Linked DNA regions of Homo sapiens: region 1 is linked to region 2. A link is a loop called in an ENCODE intact Hi-C map of the cell type or tissue named here. Cell type or tissue: heart left ventricle. All regions are shown on one strand. Each heading gives the region's core, and the rest is flanking DNA. Links, peaks and the distances in the headings are about the cores only. Region 1 has its middle 67 kb from the start of PLPP6. Region 2 overlaps SPATA6L (spermatogenesis associated 6 like).

What was found. Hi-C counts contacts between places; a loop is a spot of excess contacts. Peaks named below come from ENCODE experiments on the same cell type or tissue, not always from the same donor. Only the 100,000 strongest peaks of a DNase experiment are listed, where the experiment ranks them.
Region 1: it touches region 2 in a loop (2.0-fold over the local background); 13 of 110 quality-filtered maps call a loop at or near these places.

What each region holds. Positions count from the first base shown.
Region 1 is chr9:4,593,795-4,596,711 of GRCh38, forward strand. It overlaps a transcript of SPATA6L not described here. Among named protein-coding and RNA genes, the nearest start is that of PLPP6, 67 kb to the right of the region's middle. In heart left ventricle, for the core only: no CTCF peak of the experiment used is centred there; no DNase peak of the experiment used is centred there.
Region 2 is chr9:4,652,975-4,655,891 of GRCh38, forward strand. The region is part of intron 3 of SPATA6L (spermatogenesis associated 6 like); the gene reads right to left. Among named protein-coding and RNA genes, the nearest start is that of PLPP6, 7.9 kb to the right of the region's middle. In heart left ventricle, for the core only: no CTCF peak of the experiment used is centred there; a DNase peak (open chromatin) is centred at 1,757.

The sequences.
Region 1 (2,917 bases), core at 120-2,619, 59 kb before region 2:
GACCGTTTTCCACCACTCTTCCACAACCTTTGTAACCTCCTCCTGCTGCTCCCTTACTGTGGGTCTCATCTCTCCCTGTGCCACACACACAGGGTCCCCTCAAATATTTGTGGAATAAATGAACAAGCTCACATCCTTCTGGTCTTCCTCTCTCCACCAGATACTCCTCCAATATTATGGATTCCACTACCATCTCTATGCAGATGATTAACAAAAATGTGTATCCACAAAGTCTACAGCTGCCCTTGGTTTCTCCTGCCCTGATCTCCAAGCCAAACCTCAGATCCCCACCTCCAACTTCTACTGACCACTTTCTGTTGGCTTTTCCACCATCTTTTTAAACTGAACTTATCCAAAATCAATCTCATCAATCTTTTCTGTAGTCTCTCTTTCCCAGATTGGGAATTGTGGGTTTTTGTTTTTTGTTTTTTGTTTTTCGGAGTCTCGCTCTGTCACCCAGGCTGGAGTGCAGTGGCGCGAACTCAGCTCACTGCAAGCTCTGCCTCCCGGGTTCATGCCATTCTCCTGCCTCAGCCTCCAGACTAGCTGGGACTACAGGCGCCCGCCAGCATGCCTGGCTAACTTTTTTTGTATTTTTTAGTAGAGACGGGGTTTCACCGTGTTAGCCAGGATGGTCTTGATCTCCTGAACTCATGATCTGCCTGCCTCAGCCTCCCAAAGTGCTGGGATTACAGGTGTGAGCCACCGCGCCCAGCGGGGAATTGTGTTTTTAAAAATCACCATTATTTCCCCTACAATCTAGGATCATAAACATTTCTTCTTGCTTTTGACCCCAAGAGGTTTGAGGTTGCAAGGCAGGTCTATAGAGGTTGGTGCATTTATTTGAATCCGTCTGCTCTGGGATTCAGGTGGGAGCCCCTGAGTGAACAGTGATGCCTCTTTGTGAAGCGAGTGACCCAAGACTTAGCCTCTGTCCAGACATGAATCACTGGACATGGTGTACTCCTGCATTTTCTCTTCCCACGTAATTCTTGAATAAACAACTTGTATTTTGATAATCCTCTAAATTCTATTTACAACCATAAGGCCTTCACGATAAGAACAAGATTCAGAGGGATTAAAAAAATACTAAACAAAATCCCAGACAAGGCCTCCATTCTTCTCAACACCCACCTTGACCCCTAGTAATTCTAAGTGTTCCCTATTCTATCTCCCTGGCCAAAAAGAGACCACAAAAAGAAAAGTCCCTAAAGGATTTCATTTGAGCTCCTATTTTGTTCTCTTAGTCGTTGAGTTCATCTTGCCTCACACATCATGAAGAATATGAATCCACAAAATGAAGGACACTGTGTCCTTATTTCTGCAGGGCAATTATTCTCTCCATCAATACCTCATTCTGCTGACTAAGTAGTTCACCTTCACTTTGTAACAAGCCCAGGCCACCGGACTTAACCACTTCTTCCTTAAAAGGGCCAGGTACCTCCCCCATACACCCACAGGTTTTTAAGCACCCCTAAAATAAGTTGTCTCATGATGTCTTCCCAGCCCTGATGTCTAATCAGCCCTTCTCTTTCCTGTGACTCTCCTACTCAGTTGAGGTTCTATTGCCCTAATTTTCAGACTTCTTCAAAGGCTTTGTCAGAGTCTCCCCACCGCCAGCCTCTACCTACTCCCAAACCATCCTGCACAAGATCATCAGATTAATACTTTGCTTTCTGGCTCCAAAACTCTAACGGCTTCTTATTGTCTACAGCACAAGTTGAAAATACTCGCCTGAATATTTAGGACACTTCAGAAGATACCCCAAAGGACATTTCCTCTTCTCTATATACATATGCTTCATTATACTCTCCCCAGTTGCCTCACTCTCCCAAATCTCTTCTCTACCTGGTCTGCCTATTTTTTAAATGCTGAAAATAAGTTCTGGGCCTCCAACACCAATACCCCACTGTTTCTAACCTCCTGAAACATACAGAAGCAACAGTATCTTGGTACATAATCAGATACTGCCTTATATTATTAAGTTAATCAATATGAGACGATTATAAAGTAATGAAATTGAGTTCCACAAACCTCACTGTAAATCAATACCATTATTTTATACTACTAAACAGGAGTCAAAACTGGTGGCTTTGGGCAAGACCCAGCTTCAGACCAGCTTTATGTGGGCCACAGAGCCTTTGGCTGGTTTAGATTTGAATTTGAAGATGAACACCTTGTGGGAGGATGGGGTGTTACATGCTCCACTTCACTCCAGCTCCCATCACTCACCATTATTTCAAACTCAACTGCTTCTGACAGTCACAAATCCTGCCTGGTCCTAAAGACATCCGAGTTTGCAACACCTTTTGGGAATCACACTTGAAATATCTCGTTTAAGGTCTCATTGCCCCAGTAAGTATGGAAACTTCAAGAGGGCACGGGTTGAATTTTACACCCCTTAGTGTGACCCCTCCCGACCCCACAGGGTCCTGCGCAATACTGAGCACACAGAAGGAGTTTAACAAATACAAGTTGAGTGGGTCCATGCGAGGCTGTGGGATCAATTTTGTTAACTGCAGGGCTGGGAGGAGACCCAGTGAACAAAGGACGTCATCCTATCCCTTAAGCAACAACAAATGAGCTTTCATAATGAAGAGTTCCCACCATGAATGCAACGCTTCCAGCAATAACACCTACTGCCACTGCCTACGGTCTGTTCCTGGAAGTCATCCCAATAAAACAAGTATGATGTTTATCTCAGTTCAAAATTCCAATTTCAGTGAGTGTCCGTTCCTGGAGAAAAAGGAACAGGAAAGTTTATTTGGGGGTGGTGGGGAGGAGGGGACTTCCTAAAAATGCCGTTTACAAACATAACATTTCAATGACAGGAAATACGAGCAGAAAGCCTCTCTTGTTGGCCTAAACAAGAAGTGGTTAATTGTTCCAACTTCTGTCAAGAGACCTTAGTTGCTCT
Region 2 (2,917 bases), core at 304-2,803:
TGTCAATATCCTAGCTGGCTTCTTTGCAGACATTGACAAGATGATTGAAAAATTCTTATGGAAACTCAAGTGAACCAAAATAGTAGTCTTGAAAAAGAAAAACTAAGCTGGAAGATTTACACTTCCTGGTTTTGAAATTTATTACAAAGCTACGGTAACAGGATTGTGTGTTGGCATAACAATAGACATATGAATCAATAGAATAGAACTGAGACCCTAAAAGTAAACCCTCACATTACTGTAAGCTGAATTTCAACAAGGGTACCAAGACAATTCAATGAGGGAAAGAATGGTCTTTTATCAAATGGTGCTAAAACAAATGGATATCCATATGCAAAAGAATGAAGTTGGTCCCCAACATCACACTGTCTACAAAAATCAACACAGTATAAATCATCTAGATGTAAGAGCCAAAACTATAAAACCATTAGAAGAAAACATAGATGTAAGTCTTCATGACCTTGAGTTAGGCAATGGTTTCTTAGATATGACACCAAAAGCACAAGCAACAAAGGAAAAATAGATAAACTGAAATTCATCAAAATTAAAAACTTTTGCATTTCAAAAAAATACCATCAAGAAAGTGAAAGACAATTCTAGAATGGGAGAAAATATTTGCAAATCATCTATCTAACAAAGGTCTTGTATCTAGGATATATAAAGAACATTTACAGGCCAGGCACAGCGGCTCATGTCTGTAACCCCAACACTTTGGGAAGCCCAGGAGAGAGGATCACTTAAGACCAGGAGTTCAAGACCAGCTGGGCAACATAGTGGCATCCTGTCTCTACAAAACAAAAACAAAAACAAAAAATAGCTAGGCATGGTGCTGTGCGCCTATAGTCCCAGCTACTTCAGAGGCTGAGGTGGGAAGATCACTTGAGCCCAGAAAGTTGAGGCTTCAGTAAGCTATGATCGTGCCACTGCACTCCAGGCTAGGTGACAGAGCGAGACCCTGTCTCAAAATAAACCAAAAAATAAAGACAAATGACCCCATTAAAAAGTAGGCAAAGGATCTGAATAGACATTTCCCCCAAAGAAAATACACAAATGGCCAAATATCTCATGAAAATGTGTTCAATATCATTAGCCATCAGGGAAATGCAAATCAAAACAATGACGAGATACCACTTCACACCCACAAAGATGACTACCAATCAAAATGACAGACAATAACAAGTGTCGGCCAGGATGTGGGAAAATGGAACCCTCATACATTGCTGGTGGGATGTAAAATGATTCAGCTGCTTTGGTAAATAATGTGAAACTTCTTTAAAAGGTTAAACATACAGTTACCACATTGAAATGGGAAAAGCTCCTTTGTCCCCCTCTCAGGACGTGCGATGGGGGTGTGGCTCGCTTCTTCAGTGCTCCGCTGCTCAAACCTCTAGAGGAGCAGACAGACGGGGGCAGGCTGTGGGGTTCCGACCCCATAGCACTATCTAGGGGTGAATGTTTACAGCTTGTGAAGCCCCAGTGGGTGTGTTTTACAGTTTGCCGTCTATAGGTGGCTTGTGTTAGCTCAATTAGACCCTCTACCATGTCGCAAGGACAGAGGGCTTTCTGTACCCCCGGGTTTCTTGCCTTGGTGTACTGGAAGAATAGGATCACACATGGGCTTGGAGAATGAGTGTGAGGTTTTATTGAGTGGGGGTAGCTTTCAGCAGATGGGGGAGCCAGCAGGGAGATGGTTTTCCCCTGGAGTTGGGCCACTCGGCAGCCCCGGCTCTCTTCCAACTGCCCCGGCCAAACTCCGTGTCGTTCTGCCAGTGCCAATGTACTCCTCTCGATGTCCAGCCGCTTCTGTCTCTGCCTTGCTAGGGTCTCCGTCTGTTACAGGCACAGGATGGGGGCATGGTGGGCCAGGATGGTCTTGGGAAATGCAACATTTGGGCGGGAAAGCAGGAGTGCCTGTCCTCACCTAGGTCTGTGGGGATGGAGCCCTAGCCAGGGACCACACCCTTCCTGTACCGAGCACTTCCCTTCCCTGGTCCATATCATTTAAAGGTACCACTCTCTTCTCTTCCCAGCACTCCTGTATCAATATGACCCAGCAATTTCACTCCTAGGTATACCCAAGAGGCATTAAAACATATGTTCACACAAAAACTTATACACAAATATTCACAGCATCATTATTCATCATAGCCTAAAAGTGGAAACAACCCAAATGTCCATCAATTGATGACTAGAAAAACAAAATGTGATATATTCATCCAACAGAATACTATTTGGCCATACAAAAAATTAAGTTCTGGCACATGCTATAATATGGATGAATCTTGAAAACATTACACTAAGAATTCAATCACAAAGGAGCACATGTTGTATAATCTCATTCATATGAAATATCCAGAATAAGCAAATCTATACAGACGGAAAGATTAGTGGTTACCTATAGCTAGGAGGGCTGGTGGGGAATAGGGAGTGATTGCTAATGGGCATAGGGCCGCTTTTTGTGGTGATAAAAATATTCTAATTTAATGAAACACATAAAAACAATTTTTATAAATAAACAACCAAACAGAATCATACTATCCATCAAAGCCCATCTATATTTAGTTTTTTTGTTTTTTTGTTGTTTTTTTTTTTGAGATGGAGTCTTGCTCTGCCACCCAGTCTGGAGTGCAATGGCACGATTTCGGCTCACTGTAACCTCCGCCTCCCAGGTTTAAGCGATTCTCCTGCCTCAGCCTCCCAGGTAGCTGGGACTACAGGCATGTGCCACCACATCCGGCTAATTTTGTTGTATTTTTAGTAGAGATGGGGTTTCACCATGCTGACCAGGCTGGTCTCAAACTCCTGACCTCAAGGGATTCACCCGCCTCGGCCTCCCAAAGTGCTGGGATTACAGATGTGAGCCACCGTGCCCAGCCAAGCCCATCTATATATAGAAAAGGGTATGTAACAGAATCAA